Regions from separate parts of the Homo sapiens genome. Here region 2 is linked to region 1. Evidence: chromatin loops called from intact Hi-C (ENCODE). Cell type or tissue: endothelial cell of umbilical vein. All regions are shown on one strand. Links, peaks and the distances in the headings refer to the core of each region. The heading gives the core; the rest is flanking DNA.

Evidence for each region. Hi-C counts contacts between places; a loop is a spot of excess contacts. Peaks named below come from ENCODE experiments on the same cell type or tissue, not always from the same donor. Only the 100,000 strongest peaks of a DNase experiment are listed, where the experiment ranks them.
Region 2: it touches region 1 in a loop (4-fold over the local background); 6 of 110 quality-filtered maps call a loop at or near these places.

Annotation. Positions count from the first base shown.
Region 1 is chr9:13,404,075-13,414,996 of GRCh38, reverse strand. LINC01235 (long intergenic non-protein coding RNA 1235) reads left to right here. Exons shown (of 3, transcript NR_033863.1): 3 at 6,564-8,617. Among named protein-coding and RNA genes, the nearest start is that of LINC01235, 22 kb to the left of the region's middle. In endothelial cell of umbilical vein, for the core only: no CTCF peak of the experiment used is centred there; a DNase peak (open chromatin) is centred at 4,266; H3K27me3 peaks cover 504 bases.
Region 2 is chr9:12,714,106-12,725,027 of GRCh38, reverse strand. All of the region lies in intron 3 of LURAP1L-AS1 (LURAP1L antisense RNA 1), which reads left to right. Among named protein-coding and RNA genes, the nearest start is that of TYRP1, 26 kb to the right of the region's middle. In endothelial cell of umbilical vein, for the core only: a CTCF peak has its summit at 5,381 (motif pointing left); no DNase peak of the experiment used is centred there.

The sequences.
Region 1 (10,922 bases), core at 2,605-6,604:
TTTCCAAAAAGAAGTTTTTCAGATGGCAGCAGGATGCAGGAATCTTATTGGAACTCAAAGGCGATATGAGATTTGAGCAGCTCAGATGGTTTATTCCTGTAGTGTAAAGTATTTATCTTCTCAATTTGAAGAGCAAATGTTAACATATTTCCAAGTTGTTGTTATTGAACTGTAGTTACTTAACCATAATCACCTAAAAAAAATCTACAGTAATCGATGAGTGTTTTTTATACTTGTAGTTGTTATTCAACTTCTGTAATAATCCTTTTTATTTATTTTTACTTTAGTAAATTAGGTAAAATTTAACAGTTTAAATGGTAATCAAAAACCTAAAGCTTGCTACCAGAAAATAGGGTTTTGGGTTTTTTTATTTTTCATTTACTATATTTATATGACTAGGCCCATGTCCCATCCCCACCTCCCACATGGTTCCTATATTCACTGCCAATTTTTAGGAGTAAATATATGATGTAATTTTTCTCCTAACAAGCTGCTGTGACTGTTGGCAGTAGAAAAAAATAGGAGTTGGACACAAAGGAAATAAATGGAAGAACAGTTGAAGAGGCCCAATGACTCCTATTGGGTAAAAATGAAAGGAAGAGTGTTTGATCACAAACCATATCTCTGAGGTTGCTTTCTCCAAATACTGTGAATGCAAAATAATTTCATTCAAAAGCAAATATGAGTTTGAGGATATTTTATTTTACCTGAGGAAATCAAAAGGAATAAAGAAAGAAAAACTAATGATCGTCAGTACCTATATTACACAAGGGCACAAAGTACTTGGCCAGAAGGCATCAGGTCGGAGAACAGTTCTTTACCGACTGCCTCCATTTTGTCCAAACCAGGATTTCTTCTGATTGATTGGTGCCAGTTTATATGGATTGTTAAATATTTTGAATAGCACCCTTGGCTAGTGCTCTGTAAACACTGACTTAATTCTCACCACAAGCCACTGAGGTTAAGTATTATTATCCCAATGTACAGATAAAGGGATTGTGAAATGAGGAGGAACATTCATGTCCACAGTGGTTTGAGACTCTTCCTCAGGGGTCAACTCTTATTCCTAAACAAGTACAGAGCTGTACCTTTCGCATCTCTGTATCTAGTGTCTAGGAGAGTCCTGCCATGTACTTGGTGCTCAAAAATGGTTTACTCAATTGAATTTAACAGACAACTGTTCATTTTACTGGGATGAAGAATATCTCCCCTACACGTACAAGTTTCACATATAGGTGAAACTTGGTTCACATGTGGGGCCCAGCTCAGGATTTTGCAGTCCCACCTTCTCTTTCAGACTATAATTATAGGAATTTAAGAGTTCTACCAGTTTACCCCAGCAATAAATACATTGCAGAAAATGTATTACATTAATCGTTCTCCCTCATTATAATGCATTTCTTCTCAAGAAAGAGGCAAAAAATGCTAGAACTCTACCCTAAGTGAATGTGATACAGAGGAATATTTAATACCAGTGTATTTATAGCAGTGTTATTTGTATTAGACACTGAAAACAAACTAAATGTCTAAGGATGGGAGAATGGCCTAATTAATCATAGTTAAGATGCATGATGGAATGTTACGTAGTCATGGTGAATCACATTTTAATTAATTTGAGATTTTGTATTTAATAAGCTTTTTATTGAAGTGTAATATACAGAACAAAAAGTGCACAAACTATAAGTATAAATAATTCTCATTAATTTAAAAAGAATTAATAATGAGGCAACTACTTAATGGTGCCTCTCAAAAACTAACTTCTTTTCTCCTCAAAGAGATTCATTATTTTAACATCAAATAGGATATAGGGAAATAGCTATTATCACATAAGTGAAAAAGGATGAAGCAAATTGTACAGTGTTCTCTAATTATGTGATTATTTATATGTAATTAAATGTGCAGAAAAATGCTAGAAGGAAATAACTAAAATGTTATCAGTGGTTGTATCTTAGCAATCAGAATAGGGGTACTTTTATTTTTTTCTTATCGTAAATATACATGGCACTAATAAATACTTTTCAGGATAAATGTTATTTAAAGGAAACAAAATATGTTAAAATCCATTGTAAACATGTTTTTTTCATATTTGTCAGAAGCTGGCACTATTTTTCTAGTCCTAAAATGTAGAAGAGCTCAAAAAGTTGCCTAGAAAATTAGGCTATTACATACGATTATATTTAAAGCAATATATCTCCTATTAGAACATGGATAAAATTATGATATGCTTTTGATTATACCATGGACATTAATTACTGAGAACCATAAGTTCCTACCATGAAACTACACATGGTATGGTTAATTCTCCTAGCCAGTGTGATTTTTGCATTGCTGCCAGCACAAACCTTATAAGGTTCTCATTGTGCCAGTTTTGTCACATTCCAGAGAATTTTCTTCCCATCCTTATGGCTTTGCTTGGAAAAGAATGACTAGAAAATGATGCTGGAGATCATAAGGTCAGTCTAGCCGAAATTGTACTGACAAAGCAGCAGAAGCTTCTGGAAACAGATCTAGAGTTCTGGAAATCGGCCAAGGTCCAGGGGTGTGTAGATGACATGTTCTGCATTTTGCTTAAAATTAACTAGAAAAAAAATTGTATCTGTTTGCCTTTGTTTTTACAGAAGTCAGATAATATATTGATGTGAGAGTAGAGCTGTGGAGAAAGATATAGCTCCTAAAAATGCTTTAAATATATAATCAAGATTAGTTGGATTCTTTCCTTCTTGTCCTTCCTCCTAATATTTCTTTCTTCAATTGCATGTTTATTTTGAAAACAGATTAGAATTTACTATTCAGAGGGATGTATGAGATCTACAGGGAATGAAGCAAGAACTAAATAGAAAACAAATGGAAAGGAATTCAACAAAATAATTCACAATATGATTTATCTAGGAAGAGGGAATCAGAAAAACTTTCCTAATCAGAAAAGCTTCCCTCTTGGGAAGTCCATTTTCCCAGAAGGAGCTGGAGAAAGGAACAAATGCTTCATCACTGATGGTAAAAGCCTGTCCTCTATGCACACAGAGGGCCCTGGTTCTGCTCTGCACTGTGGAGAATTTCCCAGACTGAGTTGCCCAGGTTGTGGAGAGATTGAAAACACTGAGTTGGGAGAAAAGGAGTGGAAATGGTTAGGAGTAACTATGGCTCAAACTTCATAAATAGTAATTATGTTTACAAATTTTAAGCTTCAAACTGCTCTCCTTATGGTTCAGAAAGATACAATTTTTCCTGGAAAGAAAAGCCCAGAAAAGCGAATGTCTTAAAAAAAAAACAATCACTGCTTTAATAGTCAGACTGTAGAGTTTAGTGGCCAGCAGTGACCCAAAGTGGTATTTTTCAAGCCTTGACATTTATTTAATGCCTTTAATGTGGTTATATAAAAGTGTTTCACATACACACTATTAATATTTAGGTGCCAGGTGGCTGCTATGCATAGTGTTTTATTATTTATAAGTCTGTTTCTCTGGTTCACAGGGAGATGAGTGGCTGTCATTGACCCAAGAAGGATTCTTTTAACATCATACATTAATTTCTTCAGAGAAAGAATAACATTACCTTATAGTTTGGTGGTAGAGCAAAATATATTAATTTTCTAGATAGGGTCAATAGAATCGTATGGCAATTGTGCATCTGTAGCTAGTGAGGACTATAAGCTTGTGCATATTGCTTATCGTCTCTGAGACTCGGTTTCATCATCTGTCCAATGGGAATGTTAACGATATTTTTTGAAGGAACACAAGCCAAATACCTGTCAGAGTACCTTGAAAATAGAACATGCTTATAATTAGTTTCCTACCTTCCTCCATGAGTCTCAGTTTTCTCATCTGAAAAACCAGTGGGTTAAGTGTGGAATGTCGAATAGTTTCATTCCATATGATAACTCCAAGCAATTGATATGAACTGCTTACAGCGTTCATGAAAAAGATTTGAAACCCAAGGTGGGAATATCATGAAAATGCTAAGTAGATGATTCTTGCCTACCTTGGATAAAGGAAAAAAGTGGCTGCACGTGTGCTGCTGCCTGTTTCTCAGCCCTCCCAGATACAAAAGCCTCTGGTTTTGAACTTGACCTTTGTGTTCATGAACTACCTTGGGTAGAATTAAGGAAACCTAATTAGGATCTTTGTTGCTAGCACTTTAAAGCGTTACTAATAAAATTCAAGTACAGCCTGGCAATTTCCCTAGTCAGTTTAGTCAGTTTAGGGACTCTTATTCACAGACATTGCACAGAAGCTTTCCTTGCCAACTTTTGGCCAGTGAAGCTCTAACTCAAAGGCTGGTATTTGAATATTTGCCAGTAAAAACAACTCTGTGGAGTTTTATTACCTTATATATTCCTGAAGGAGCCAGGATAAGATCTCTGCTTATCTTATTTCTATAAACTATTCCATGCACCTTACTTCACTCCTCTGAATTTCTTAGGAAGAGAACAGAGAACAATATAGTTGGAAGAAATTAGATGTCAACAATTCGATTGTTAATAAATATAACTAAGAGTGCAATTTCAGAAATTAAATGTATTATTAGGTATAATTGCTAAATTTGTTGAAACTGATTTTTTAAATATTAAGTTCTGTTTTCATGTTTTTTTACTTTTATTATTAAAAATAGCAAATATTTTGAAAACATAATTTTTAATTGGCTCCAAATCTCACAAGTTTAACCTAGCCATCATGATTGGGATTCATTCCATTCTAGTTTTTGTGTATTAGAATATACACCGGAACTTTTTAGTGGTTGTAAATAGAATACATGTATAATTTTGAATTCTAATCATTCAGTAAGAATTATATTTTCTCACTTTTCCCATCTTCATTATAAACAAATGAGGTTATTTTAATTACAATATAGTATGTCACTGGCATTTGGGTAATAATTAGTTAGCATTTTACTCCTCATAGGGATTTTATATTGTCAAGGCCAAATCATGATTTCAACTTAGATCTGTTTTCTACACAATCCAACATGGGAAATCACACAGATTGACAAAGCTGTCTTGTTGTTCTATTGAAAAAAAAATTTTGTAAGAAAAATAAAAATAAAAGTCCCATATCCCATTTTAAAACAAAGAATTGAGAATATGTCCCAGCTAAAACATTTTAAATATATCATATTTTATAATAAATGCAATTTCACTGCTTCTAAATAACTCATGGAGTTTGAATAGTATCCTGAATGTAATGATAATGAGTTTGAATAGTACACTGAATGTGCCATGATAAAATGACAAGATGATATCTGAGATTATCATTATCATCTTAATGTTTGTCAACAACATGAGAGCAGACACTGGGTCGTATGCTATGGAAATGAACCTTGACTGGGCATAAATGGAAAGTGAGTGGAATGTGGCCACTAGGGCTCTGCTTACGTGAATGTCTAAGGAACTGCCACAGGAAATTTTTTTTTTAAGAGTTGAAATAGGGAGGGAGACATCACACGCCAGGTCCTGTTGGGGGTTAGGGGACAAGGGGAGGGTGAACATTAGGACAAATACCTAATGCATGCAGGGCTTAAAACCTAGATGATGAGTTGATAGGTGCAGCAAACCACCATGGCACATGTATACCTATGTAACAAACCTGCACATTCCCAGAACTTAAAGCAAATTTTAAAAAAAGTTGAAATATAGTTAAGAAGTATAATATAGACTGGTTTCTGAAGAAGACAGCCTGGGTGACCTTTTTGTGTGACCACACAGAGTCTCTTAAACTCTTTGTTTCTCAGTTTTTTCATCACATGGCTGATGTAAAGATTCAACAGAATAAATATGTACAGCTCTTTGAACAGTGGCTGGCATATAAGTACTCCCTCAATGGATTTTAGCTATTATACTACAAATTTGTTTCAAAGACATGAAGCGGAATTGGAGCAGATTCTGAATAAGGCATGATGCCTGTCATTCTGATTATCTTCTAGCTCAGCAACTAGGAACTCATGACTGACTCTAAGTATGGAAATCTAGTAAAATTTTAAAAAATCAAACCCAAAAGGATCATTTTGTTAAAAAGTTTGGTTCTCGAGAAGAAAAGCAGCAAGGCAAAGCATTCTGCCCAGTAGATGCTGACACTGGTATCCTCAACATTAGTCAAGTCCATCTTTGATGCTGTCATTGTCTAAAATTATCAACAGCAGTACCTTGAGGTAACAACTAGTGACACATATGCCAGTTTGCCACTAACAGAAAAAAATGACACAATCCCAATGAAGCTGGAGAGAAGAACAAAATATGAGATGAAGCACAAAAGAATGTTCCCAAACTTCTCAAAGGAGAGGGACTATTTCTGGAGGTAGAGTCAGAGCTAGAGGGAAATTATGTTTTGTTATGCTTATTTTTACCCACAGGCAGTTATGATATATCAAAGCCAGGTTTCAGGTGGTGTGCACAATGATTTGCTACAAAAGTCTAAAAACTGATTCATTCAACAGGTATTTACTGAATACCTACAAAGTGCCAGGTCTTATGCACTTGCACAAGTGAGAGTCAGACAGATTATATTGTAGAAACAAAGGACTACAAAATCTCACTCATTAACGACAAATGTTATTCCTTATTTATGCTATAGGTCTCTCACAGGTCAACGCAGGATCTACTCCATCATCATCTTCACTAGCACACCCAGTTCGATTGAGGAGCCTTGACGTGGGATATTGATGGGATATTGAGAGAAAAGAGAAATGGTGAATCAAGCACTAATCTCAAAGCTTCTGCACAGAACTACTTACATGTCACTTCCTCCCATGACTATTCCTAAATTCAGCCAAAAGGGGACACATAATCTCTTACGGGGGAGGGCACCACGGGGAGAGAAACCCGAATATTTGGTGAATAGTAACACAATCTACTTTGTTATAGAATCTGTCCTCAATGGTCTTACAGTCTAAGAGCATTACATTTAGTTACGGTAGTCTTAAATATGATACTAAATGAATTGAATAGCCAGACATCTGTGAAAGTAAAACTGTGATAATACAAAGTCAGTGTGCTTTTAAGTTTCAATTGCTTAAAGTTATTTGGAAGTAAGGATCACATGAGTTCAGAGCCCCAGGATTCAAAAATAACTCCGGAATCTTTTATCACTCCCCAAAGGAAAAGCAATAATAAGTAAGTTACCAGACATTCATGTAATCTCTCTGAAACTGTAAGACTAACAAAGGAAAATTTTCAAAAGGCAGAAATACTTTATTATTTATTTGCAATAGAAATTATTCAGCCGGGCGCGGTGGCTCATGCCTGTAATCCCAGCACTTTGGGAGGCCGAGGCGAGTGGATCACCTGAGGTCGGGAGTTCGAGACCAGCCTGACCAACATGGAGAAACCCCGTCTCTACTAAAAATACACAATTAGCTGGGCATGGTGGCACATGCCTGCAAGCCCAGCTACTCAGGAGGCTAAGGCAGGAGCGACAGAGCGAGACTCCATCTCAAAAAAAAAAGAAAGAAAGAAAGGAAAAAAAGAAAAGAAAAGAAACAAAGAAATTTTTCAGTAAATACATACAACAGCATTGATGGCCTGGAGACATACCACCTTCAGTTGTGATCCTGGCAGATGTGATAGATTCTACAAGGTTGGACAGGTTAAATTCTTGCAAGGAAGTCCTTTCTGGAACACCCAAGAATTACAGAAAGTTTAGCTATCTTTCAGATGAGATTTCATTCTCAGTTTTACTTGTTCCATGACCCTTCCAAACTACACACGGGATTCTTTTCATTCAGTTGCCTTGGCCAGCATTTTATCACCAATAGTCCTATTTTATGTAACTGAGTTTGCCTTGCCCTTTACTGCATTTAGGTAAATGGAATGGTGTTTTTTAGACTTCCGAAACTATTTGTAGACCTTTTCCTTCACAAGTTTGAAATAGATGTGAGGCATTCATTTTACTCAGACAACATTGAGCCCAATTCACTTGGGAAAATGCATCTTGATGTGTAATTCATCATCCAGAGCCTGTCCACTATTCTGTTCCTCCCTGAGAGTAAATTAGGCACTTTGAAAGGTGCATTAAACTCTTCCTGGCTACTAGGTACCATTTAGAACTGTGGGGCAATAATTTACTTCATGGTACCTTGGTGACCTCAAAAAGTTTATATTGTTTTGAAAGTTCTTAATTTTCTCCCACTAAATAATTTATGCATTCAGAGGTTGGGTGTGCTTATGTTTCCAGAGAGACAACAGCTATTGAATAGCATAAATAAGATAAAATAGTCATGCTAGTGTAGAAATTAAATGTTCACAAATGTGTTATCGAGTCTATCCATAGAATAAAAGTGTAGCTTATAAAACAATTATTGCTTTGGATTTCATGTTTTAAATTTACAAGACTGTGTTACATTTTGTTGTAATTAGTAATGCTTCATAGCTACAAGGATTACCAGATCCATATCACTGCATTTTTCCATAGCACAAAACACATTTATCCAAAGTAAAAATAGTGTGCTAAACATACTGAAGTTTCTGACAGACACTTATATTTCTCTTCATTCTTTCATTCACAGCAGAGTTTCATCCATATTAAATAAATTGGTTAAGTTTTGATACCTCCTACTTTAATCACTCATCTTATGTACTAAAATGAACCAAATTAAGTTTGAGCCAACAAATAAAAGTGATATGCTTTGAGTTTTGCTGTCATTTGGGATAATTAATAATAAAAATAAACATTGCATTCATCAATTCTAAGAAACAAAGACTTTCACATTTTAATGTCTCTAAAATAAGAAGATGTCTTATAATTGATGGTGTGCCTGAGCTCTTTTGGCAGCATTTTTTCTCTCATTGTCATAAAATGATATTACATTTTAGTATTGATGGCAACTTAAATTTTTGAAATATAGCAGGACAACTTATTTTGAAAAATTGAAAATAAAGCTCTATGTGAAAATGGAGAATGATTCCAAGAATATGAACATATCACCATTTAGGTGGCAGAAGTTGATAATGTTTTCATATCCATTTCAGTCACCACTGTCCCTCTGAAATGAGTTTATCACCACTAACCAGTTTTGAAAACGTTTGAATGGGACAGATGCTGATCATGTGATGGAAGTAAAACCTATGAGAAATTTTAAGAGAATATATATGTAGGTCATAACAAAGCAGTGGAAATATTTGTTTTAAAATAATAATAATAAAAGATTATTCTTGCTACTCTCCAAGTGATGGAGATGAAATAGTGAATCACTATTTCACCAATGAAGCATAGCTCTGGGAAGAAGAAATGATTCGATAACACTTTTACAATGTTGGTGGGAGTGTAAATTAGTTCAACCATTGTGGAAGACAGTGTGGTGATTCCTCAAGGATCTACAACCAGAAATACCATTTGACCCAGCAACTCCCATTACTGGGTATATACCCAAAGGATTATAAATCATTCTATTATACAGACACATACACACATATGTTTATTGCAGCACTATTTACAACAGTAAAGACTTGGAACCAATCCAAATGCCCATCAATAATAGACTGGATAAAGAAAATGTGACACATATACACCATGGAATACTATGAAGCCATACAAAAGGATGAGTTCATGTCCTTTGCAGGGACACAGATGAAGCTGGAAACCATCCTCAGCAAACTAACACAGGAACAGAAACCAAGCAAACACCAGATGTTCTCACTCATAAGTGGGAGCTGAACAATGAAAACACATGGACACAGGGAGGGGAACATCACACACCGGGGCCTGTCGGCGGGTGAGGGCAAGGTGAGGAAGAGCATTAGGACAAATACCTAATGCATGTGGGGCTTAAAACCTAGATGACCAGTTGATAGGTGCAGGAAACCACCAAGGCACGTGTATACCTATGTAACAAACCTGCACATTCTGCAAAAGTATCCCAGAACTTAAAGTAAAAAAAAAAAAAAAAAAAAAAAAAAAGTTTATAACTTTTGCCAGAAGGGATCTATAAGAGAATGCTTTTTATCAGAATAACTTTTATATGTATCCACTGAAATAGGTTCAATCATATCTAGTATTAATCTCTGGATGTAACACCAACTCCACACCTCGAAGACAACAGGGGAGACAAAGGCAGAGCAACAACAACAACAAAATGATGTAAATTTTACAATATATCAAGATATAAAATTCAGAACCTATGCCCTTGATGTTATCCTGAATGATAAGATGATATTTACCGACAAAAATCACATGATTATCTCCATAGATGCAGAAAAGGCCTTTGACAAAATTCAACAACGCTTCATGCTAAAAACTCTCAGTAAATTAGGTATCGATGGGACGTATCTCAAAATAATAAGAGCTATCTATGACAAACCCATGGCCAATATCATACTAAATGGGCAAAAACTGGAAGCATTCCCTTTGAAAACTGGCACAAGACAGGGATGCCCTCTCTCACCACTCCTATTCAACATAGTGTTGGAAGTTCTGGCCAGGGCAATCACACAGGAGAAGGAAATAAAGGGTATTCAATTAGGAAAAGAGGAAGTCAAATTGTCCCTCTTTGCAGATAACATGATTGTATATCTAGAAAACCCCATCATCTCAGCCCAAAATCTCCTTAAGCTGATAAGCAACTTCAGCAAAGTCTCAGAATACAAAATCAATGTACAAAAATCACAAGCATTCTTATAAACCAATAACAGACAAACAGAGAGCCAAATCATGAATGAACTCCCATTCACAATTGCTTCAAAGAGAATAAAATACCTAGGAATCCGATTTACAAGGAACGTGAAGGACCTCTTCAAGGAGAACTACAAACCACTGCTCAACGAAATAAAAGAGGATACAAGCAAATGGAAGAACATTCCATGCTCATGGATAGGAAGAATCAACATCGTGAAAATGGCCACACTGCCCAAGGTAATTTGTAGATTCAATGCCATCCCCATCAGGCTATCAATGACTTTCTTCACAGAATTAGAAAAAACTACTTTAAAGTTCATATGG
Region 2 (10,922 bases), core at 2,892-6,891, 690 kb after region 1:
CCTATGCTTTTGTGTTCCAACCATAGAAGTGGTAAGCAGTCTGCTAGCTAGACTAGCCAGCAACCAACTGGACAAGGTGAATACTAAGGAATATTAAAAAGGGATACTTTTCTACGTAGTCATGTTTTTATTTAAATACACACACACACACACGCACACACACATACACACCACACACACACGCAGGTTTCTTGTTTCATCTATGGCTACCTAATATGGATTGCTAGAGGTTTATTTTATAGCTGAGAAAAATGAGGCTTAGGTGACATACATCAAAACGTGGGGGAAACAGATCCAAACCCAAGTAGTCTATTGAAGTAAAAAAAAAAGCAGCTTAAAATATTTAAACTTTAAGACCAGATGAAATTCCCATTTCTTGACCCCTCCTACTGTCTCTAATAGTTATTATTGTCACCAGATTCTCAGTTTCTTCTTTGTGCTGGATACTTTAAATGTATTATAAATTGCATAATGTCCAATCCTTCACAACATAGTTTAAAGACAAGCATTATTATCAAGTTTTCATACTGTAGGCAGTGAATGTCAGAGGGTTCATATTGTACTGGGCAAGAACTCCTTGCTCATAAACCCCCCAAATTTTTCCATCCTCCTGTCTCACTAGTTGGGAATATACTTGAATTATCCCAACGATCAGAATTCACATTTTTCTTTAATTAAAAATTTTTAGAGACAGCATCTCACTCTGACCCAGGCTGTTCTTCCTACCTCAGCCTTTCAAGAGCTGGGACTACTACTACCGCCACGCCCAACTAATACCAAGAATTGAAGTTCAGTGTCACATCTACTTTTGAAAATCTTTGGGTGATAACACTATGGATGAAAAGGGTACAAGGTCCCTTTTATTTAGGAAGATCTACTCTAACCACTGCCCACTAATTTAATATTTTTTCAACTATGTTTTTGTAAAGATTGTAAAGGAAATATCAACTTGTCCGCTGACAGTTTGCACTAGTATAAATGGGTAGCTGGGAGAACAGCTTCACTCTACACAGGCACATACACGTGACTGGAGTTCAATATATTATTATATATATATTCGATATATATATATTCTAAAATAATGACATACCTATATATCTATACTGAACACCATCCTTGCATTAAGTTCCTATTTTTGTGATTTGCTCTCTATTGAGAATAAAATATTGCCACCTTGTGGAAGTTAGAAGTTGTGAAATCAGTGCCTTCCAAGTTCACTCAGTTTTGTTCAATTTGATAAATATCAATTTGCTTCCATCCTGTCTTAGATCATCTGCAGGGTATCTGGTCACAAAAATAAGTAAGACATGGTTTCTGCCCACCAAGAACACAATATCACAAGCATGAAGGTGTGGAAACTGTCAAGGATACGCCTTGGACAAATTGCATTGCAAAGGACTGCACCCAGCAAGGTCATGAGGGAAGTTTATGTGGAGTGAATGACTCTTGCCTGGTGGACTACTGAGAAGTAGTTAGGTGGATAAACAGTAGACTAGCGGGAACAGCATGAACAATAGCCTGGAAGTATGAAGACGTATGGGTCTTTCAGAGAAGCAAACATTTCATAGGCTTAGAACTTAAAATTTGGGAAGAGGAAGAGACAGAAGATGAGCTTGCCAAATTATCACAGACTGGTCCCAGAAGGCATAAAATACCATGTTGAGATTGTCCTTTACTCTGTTAAGTGAGGCAGGGAGATAGTTAAGATTTAGTAAATCAAGCCTTGGAAGAGAGGAGCATTGTTTGGAGGCAGTGAGAAAACTATGGTGGATCAGGCTTCAGTTCTATCAGTGAAGGAGAGGCAGGACAGAGGAAGTTACAGAAAGGCCGTGTGGTATTGGACTCACATTCAGAGACTCTCAAATATAGACATCTAATATTATCTTCAAGTGAAAGTATGCATTCAATCTCAGACAAACACTGACAGTTTTGAAAGAACATATTATCAAACAATTTTAAACTTGTATTTCAATATTAGTCATATTTCCCGTAACGCAGTCTGAATTTTTTATAAGCCCTATAATTTTCTCATGAATAGCACCATTTTACTTGCATTGAAACCATTAGTTCATTCAGTTTAGTATTTAATATATATACAGTGATAACTAACTTAGCATTTTTTTTCAGTATGTTAACATACTGAAAGTTTCAGGAAATGAAAATGTTGTAGGCCTTTTTAAAGGGTTGCAGAGGTCTAGCTAGGCAGTGGTGAAAAATTCGAGAGAGAAGAGACTTGAAAAATATTTGTTGAAGATTCATGAGCAGACATGTTGTATATTCATTATAAAGGTGGGGTGGCCAACTGGCAGATTAAAGAGAAAGGAGGAATCCAAATTGACTGCCTGGTTTCTCCTGAAGTGTCTCATAGATGGTAGCACTTTTAGCTGAGGAGGGATGAGGCATGTTTTATAGGGAAAAGAAATAGTTTCATTTTGGGTATTTGGAATTTGAAAGTCTCGAGAGCTAGTCAAATGGATTTCTCTAGCCAGCAATTAAATATGTGAAATTGAAGCTCATGGCAGTGTCTAAGGCTAAATATAGAGATTCAGGAATTATTAGCCTAGGGAAGGTAATTAAAAGTATGAAAATGGTTGAGATCACTTAAGGAGAGCTTATAGCCTGCAAAGAGCAATAAACTCGGGATGCTCCCTTGGGACTCTTCTTAAATCTGAAAGATGTTTTCACACGGGCAGGTGAGTCAACCTTTCTTGTGCAAGCTGTGACTACTAAAGCCATCTTAATTACATGAACATGTAAAGAAAAGGAAAGCAAACCAATAAACAAACTAGGTTTAGAGGAGGAATTTGAAATTCTCTGCTAATTGGTGAAACCAAAATGTCTATCATAGAAGTATTCTAAGTAGAAATATAGCATAAAAAGATTCCATGTAAAGAGGAGGAAAAATAATTGGAGAGCAGGAAATTTGGGGGAAGATTTATGAGGTAAAAGCAGAATTCTTCAGTCAGTTTTACAGTCTTGATTCAGTGTCTTCTATCATTGCCAGAAAACTGTCTAAGAATAAACTTTTCACAGCAGTTTAATGAAGAAAAATGAAGAATTTGGAACTGGCCTCATTTTTATCTATTGGTAATAACTGAGCCAATTTCTCAAAATGGGCACACAAAGAGAGTATTTATGGTAAGCTCAAAAATGACCCCCGAAGATGTTCAGGTCCTAATACCTGGAACCTGTGAATGTTACCTTATGTGATAAAGTGGACCTCGAAGATGTGATTAAATTAGGGACTTTCAAAGGAAGAGATTATCCTGGATTATTTGGTGGGTGGGTCCTAAATGCAATCACAAATTTTCGCATAAAGTAAAGATGGAGGGAGATTTGACAGAGGCAAAGAAGGCCATGTGACATAAGGACATGTAAGCAGAGTCAGAGAAGATATGATCCTACTGGCTTTGGAGATAGAGAAAGGGCCATGAACCAAGGAATGCAAGGTATGACACTTTCTGTAGAAGCTAGAAAAGGCAAAGAAAAAGACCTCCCGAGACAGTACAGGCCTGACCATGCATGGGTGTCAGCCCGGTGACTTTGTAAAAACAGCTTTCAGAAGTGAAAAAAATAAATTTGTCTTGTTTTAGGCCACTAGGTTTGTTGTAATTTGTTACAGTAGCAAATATAAAACTAAAACAGTACTTTGAACTTATAAAATAATTTCACTAGAGATCTTCAAAGATATTCTTAAAAAAAATTTACTTAAGCAGAATTAAAATTATTTAATGTTTTGACAAAGTACAAAATAAAGTCTCAAAAAAAGTTGACACTGTCCCAACCTTATTCTCTGGAGAACACTGATAGATGAAATTTAATCTTGAACTATGAGAGTGACATGATCAGTTAGGTTAGTCATAAGGTTATGGAAGAAACTTGAGTAGACTAAGAGTTGGTGCCTAAGAAAGGCTAATAATTTGTCACCCATCCAAACTAAGAAATGAATAAATATTCATCCATTATAGTTGGCAGAGTCACTTCCATCATGGTAATTTTTTTTTTTTTTTTTTTTTTTAGTTTTTAGTTATTTCTAAGTTCCTGTCTGTGATCAGAGAGGTACCTGATTTTGCCATAATTGGAGAGGTTTATCTGTGAGGTCATTAGAATTATATTTCTGAATTTTCCAGTGGTGGTTTTCAGACTTTGCTCAGGTAACAGAGTAATGGTAGAGATATGAGACGTAAAGTGCACTGATTGGCTCTTCGGAGGGTAGGGATTGTGCTGGCTTTGAAGTAGGAGCTCTGAAAAGGATCTCAAAGATCCTATCAACTTGGCTTTGCTTCCTGATTGCTCTGTATGTGATTATCTACCTGATCCAGATCTCCAGCGTTTTTTGAGGACTACAATCATACCAGCAGGAATTTAGACACATACATCTATCCATACATTCCTTGTGTGTCATATAAGAATTGGATTGAGGGCTTCATGGAAAACTGACAGAGCTATTTACATTACCTGAGATTTTGATTAACAATAATTTATATGATCTCCTCAGAAACATGTTTTGCTTAAATTACATGTCAAGGTATTTATTTAGAGAAATATGATGTCACAAAATATTCACAACTGTTGAAATAAATAGTCTATACAAGTCTTCATTGTTTTGCTTTGCTTTTTCAGATTTCTGGGGCTTTGACAGTTTTCAAAATAAAGCTTGGAGAAAAATTACAAAATAGGGCGTAATGAATTTCTTAAATACACTGAAACTATCGGTGCAGGCGTGTCACTATTACTTTCCTGGTTTGATCACTGGGAGTCATCCAGTTGATACACAGCCTCCTCAGGAAACTTAATTTGGAGAGAAAATAGAGAAGGATTCTCTATGACTGGAGGAATGTGGATGACAGTGTTTTAATAGAATACATGTTATGATAAATGTCAGTCACACACTCATTAACATATTTGTATCTTGTGTTATTTTAAAAATTCTGTGTTAGTCTAATTAAACAAATCTACGCCATTGGTGATAAAGGTATAATGCAAGACTTCCTGCCAATGAGCATTTTAAATTGAGCCCAATTATTGTAATGGGTATCAATAATTATCTACAAAGTTTATTGAAATTTTAGAATGTTAATGTCTGTCCACAGGACAAGGTAACTTATGATAGCCAATAATGAATGATAGGGCTTTCCAATGCCAAAAAAAGATGGAAAAAACAATGTGTGTTTGTAGAAATATATCATAGCCATATCTTGTTCTTTCTAGTACAAAATCTATTCTGTCATCTGCAGATGAACATTCATAGTGGCAAATTTAGTTCAGTTTTCAAAAAAAATCTTTCAAATGTATAAATAGTATGGACTAGCAGTAAACATTTATTTTACTGTGCTCCTACTTTTTTCATTAAATCTAAGCTTTAAAAGTTCTGGGAGTATACTGACACCTAGAGGAAAACAGCTTTAGGTATCATTTATTTCCAGTGGTTCTTACAGCCGCTTGTAGATAGATAAAACTCTCATGGCTGGGGCTTATTTACAATGCTTTTTTTTTTTTTTTTCTTTTCTAGGTAGACTTTAAATTTAGTTTCTATAGGAGTATCTCATAGTAAAAGGTATAGAGTAATATGGAGGAAAGAGAAGGAAAAATTAAGAAACCTCATCCTTTAATGAAATAAGAATTCATACCAAGATTAAACAGTATCCTTGTCACTCAGTAATGCCCTGTTCTGAATGGCCACAGCTACTTTCTGAAGTCAGTAGTTTGAAGATAATTTTTTAAAATAAATTGAAGGCAGATTTTTTTACAAGTATATATTATGCAGTTTATTTGAAAGAATGAAGTTTGTATTGGAACAAAATTATGGTATTATACATATATGCCTAACAGTTTGGGACTTGTTCTATGTCTACACATGCTGTAAGAATTTATTTATATATTTTAAGTCTAATTTGGGGAATCAGAACTAGATATGCATAGTCTGATTTTGCCTCAAATACATGTTCTTTTAGAGTTTAAATTGAAACATCACAGTCACTCAGACACCGAACAGGGAGCACTAAACGTATTGGGAAGGGTTTCAATCTTTCCATGGTAAAGGGACATAAATACAACTTGAGTATGGGAGAGATCTATTTTGAGCTTGCCTCACAAAGCTGTGAAAGCACAAAAGAGGCAGACGGCGCAGCCACAAATGAGGCTACTGAAAGGAATGTTGCCAAACCCAGGAGCTCCCACAGCTATTTGCATAAGTGCTAGCAAAGTTCCTCAGCCGATCTGGTCCTGCACCCCAGACGCGGAGAAGCAGATGAGGCAGCAGATGACCATTTACACTGCCAGGGTGTGTGAACCAGGGAACATCCCCCACATTACTCACTAAGTAATGAGGAGGGGACTTAGATATGTTCCACAATTCAGATGGGCCTGCCAGTTGGCCCCTGAGCTTCATTCTGTGTGATCCATACACAGCAGAGACACTCAGGAGGCAATGCAAATGAATCAACAGACAGCACTGAGGTCCCAGCAGCAGCAGGCAAGGTACTGCCTATGCAACAGGGCGTGATGACAGATAATTAGCTGTGACATGCCCTTCAATGGCAGTGGGATGAGAGTGTTCAGATGGAAACCCGTGTGCAACATGGTATCACGAACCAAGAGATTTAACTTGGGAACCAAGAGATAAATTCTTTTTTTCCAAATCATTTTTTTAAGGAGGTAGCTGGAAAGAGTTAAGTTTTCATTATTCTAGGAATAAAAGTTAAAATTTGTTAAGCAAGTACTACATTTTAGGTATTGGGAGATATACTTACCATTATCACTTCTGATGTTCTAAAAATCACTATTTTGTAAGAACCGCCTTTATTTTACAGATAAAGAAAACAGGCTTAGAGAAGTAATGCAACTTGCTCAAGGACACATTGCTAATAAATGGAAGAGACAGGAAGCCAAACTAGGGCTGTTTGAATATAGAATTAGTCTTATCATGTTGCCTATCACAAACAGATGTTGACTTATTTCCCCTAAAGGAAATTTGATAGAATGTCCTCTCTTGGCCTTTTCTTCTACTCTTTAAGTTTCCCTTATGTTGTTTATATTTTTATGTGCCATTTTTTAATTTCTTCTTCAAAATGTTGAGTTTGTTATTTTAAAAAATCACTCCAAAGGATACTACTGAAACAACTGGAAAATTTGAATATGGGCTATATATTAGAACATAGTATTGCATCCATTTTAAATTTCCTGACAGTTGTATTGTGATTATGTAAGGGAATGCCATTGCTCTTAGGAGGCACATACTAAAACAGGGATAAAAGGTCATAATATCTGCTATTTACTTTCAATTTTGTTCAGGAAAAATGTTCATAATAATGATACGCACATAGGCATGCATGGAGATAGAGTAAAAAAGCAAATGTGCAAAATACTGACAATTGTTAAATCTAGGTGCAGTGTCCATGGGAATTTATTTTATTCTTGCAATTTTTCTCTAAATTATAATTTTTTCAAGGTAAGTTAAAATAATTTTTTTAGGCTTCTCAGGCTAGTTTTGAAATCTTTAAGTGTACATGTACACAGTTAACTGTGATTTCAGTATTTGTATTCTCAGCAGCTGAATGCAGACGATTCCCAGAGCTGGCTAGCCCTTTCACCCTTGTCAGAAATTATCAATGTCTTTGGTCCTGGCATAATCATCTATTGTACGTGGAACCATTTGGGTGATATGCCACTCACTCTTCATTTTGTGGCCCGGAAGGGCTTTATGATCAGTGATCATGATGAAGGGGGATAATGTATACAAGAGAGTTTTAGTCGATAAAGAAGATACATTTTTGTCATTGTTATTTAGTTGGAAATTTCAGCCATGTGGAGATTATTAATCACACAAACCCATTTCTACTCAAATGAAAATTTCATTTCTTCTGCTTTCAAGAATCACATGAACGTTTTTTAAAACCAGAAAAGGAATAACAGGTGTCTTCACTGTTCATTTCAGTTGGAGGCATTTGATGTTCATAATCAACATTTTGAAATATGTTCAAAGGTGCCATCTTGTGGTAATATTCTATTCAGTTTTTAGCAGATATAGTGGCAAAAGTCTGAGTAAATCTGAAGACCAGAAAGAAATAACAATGGAGAAATACATTTTACAACATGCCAGAAGCCTATATTTTGGAGCATAAATAAAAAAGAATGCCAGAGTGTATTTCCATGTGTAATTTACTTATTTAATCAAAGTGCTTAATGACTCTTCTTACTCATTTTGCTAAGTTTCTATTTGAAAGCCATGTCCTTTTTTCTCTTTTCCCCAGATTAGAAGTCTAAATACTTCTATATAATAGGAGAACACATTAAGAATGAACTTCTGCTTTAGTGTTATACATTCTGAAATAAATCATTCTTCACCGAGGTTTCCAGAAGCATCACCTGCTTTTTAAAAATTTTTATTTAAAAAAGTCAAGGCTGATAAAGAATGATCAAGGTCTCCTGCCCCAGCCTTTCCTATACACAGATGACACTTTTTCATACAACTTTTTCAGCTCTTCAAATTATTTCTTCTAATTTTGCCTCTGTTTTTAAATGTATTTTTATCTTTTTAAAAAATTTAGAGACAGTAAGTTTTGATATTCTACCTTGGATGATGAGGACTCAGCTTTTATCATAGCCTTGCTCACCAACATATTTTACTTCATCCTTGCTTACATTTTTCAATTTAGTTATATCATATTTTTGTTATTATTTAATCAATTTCTTTTACTATTTAGATGGAAATTTTGTTGTTTACAGCATACTACATAGTACACTACAATGACTTTCTTTTCTGAAACAAATGGCTGTTTCCCTAGAATTAATAATTATCCCACTTTTTAATTTGTTTGGTGTTTTATAATCCTTTTTGGATGAATTCCTCTAATCTAATAGAACTGAATATATCCTTTCGACAAGGTATTTTACTGTCCACACACCTCCAAGGTATTTACTGCCCACACACAAGATATTTTACATTCCACACACCTCCTATGGAGATATAACTTTTACATTCTTCTGTCTCCTTCACTTGACATAAAATGTAGTTTGTGTTCGATCATTTCTTACTTTATGTTAGGTCATTTCCAATAGATAAGAATTTTTTTGGTGAGTTGCAGACATTATTTAAGCTAGCTCAGGTTTGAATCTTTCTTCTCTAACAATGGTGAAATTTAGAACCTTTAACAGACAAATCATTCAGGGCTACAAGATAGGTCCTAAAGTAAAGGTGTATATTACTGGCATCCCCAGGTATAAGAGAAAGACAATTTATTAGTGAATAATGGTGTGTTTATTTTGCAGAATATTCGTGAATGTGTTTTTTTTCTCTTTTCCTGTTATAAAAAGCAGACAAATCAATAGATTAGACTATTTAAGCATGGAATAATAGAGAATAAAATCGTAAGACTGTAGAATTCTTTAAGGCCATAGGAACTATTGACCTACTTTTCTTGATTATAGGGTACATTTTTTCAACAATAGAAACATTTGCATTCCCAGAATATTGCTCTCTAGATAATCAGTTTTTTAAAAATTTTGATTTTCTAATCCTCCTCTTTGCCCTGAGATCATAATTATTATCCTTTATTTGCATTGACGTCATTCTTCTCTTCAAACCGTTATTAGTGTTTTTAATAAGTATTTATCCAAAGCTTATTACATGCAAGACATTCCACTAGGATAAGGATAGGGAACTATACAAAGATTTGGCTCTGTTTTCCCAAAACTTTCAAAATGTACTAAGAAAATAATTATACAATTAATGCATATCTTATTCAAATCAAAATTCAAATTATTTACTTTTTGAGAGCATGTCGTGTGATACCTTATGTACATAATTACATATTTCCAACCTTTTTTGAGGCTTAAGTTATCTCTGCAAAAATTTCTAATAGATATTAATACTTAATTAATCCTGTATTAATTCTATAGGTTCAGTCAACAATATTTATTTATCTAGGAACTTATCAATCTCATCTTCCCATCTTCCTTATAACTGTATTGTGTCTCATTTATCTTTCAATTTCGTATATGTATGAAATATTTCAGTAAAATGGGTCTGTTCATTCTTCCCCCTTGTAAAAATTTACTGTACACTGCACTAGAAATTGGTGAAACAATGTTAAGTAGCCTCGTTATTCTGATCTTCATGATTATGAGACAACCACATCTTCTTAGTGTTTTGTGCTGTTATATCCTTGCCATATCCTATAATTTCTGCATTATCCTGTATTCCCTCTTACCAAATGAAATGATTTCTGGAGGAATATGAAAGTAAGTTCTTATTAGCTGTATTGTCTTGTACGAATCTGTTCACCTCCATGTAATGCAATTTATTCATCTGAATAATGAAAGAGCCAGACTGGACAATACTCAGATTTATTCCATCTTTATAAGAAAGTTTCCATAGGAAACTTTTGAGAAATATGCTGTGCTGAAGGATAAATGAATTTGGCTTAATTTCTACTTTGCTAAAATTCCATACCACATTTACTACCCCATAGTTATAAATTAGGAACCAACAAACCAAAGAAAACATGGGTAAAGTATGGCTCCTAGTGTAATATCTTGATAATATTACAGTAAATATGGTTTTTAAAAATCTTTTGGGAACAAAGGTTTCTTTAAGAACACTCACTTAAATGCAGGAGAATTGAGGGGATTTGTAGGGGCCTCAGTCCTTGATGAATAGGGACAAAAATAACTGTAATAGAAGCCTCAGAAATATAAAAGATCATAAGGGACTTTTATTTACAATTATGTGCCAAAAATTGGATAATATAGAAGAAATTGATGAATTCTTATAAATATACAAGCAGTATGGTTTGGCTCTGTGTCCCCACCCAAATCTCATCTCTGACTGTAATCCACACTTGTCACGGCAGGGACTAGGTAAGAGGTGATTAGATCATAAGGGTGATTTCCCCCAGGCTTTTCTCTTGATAGTGAGTGAG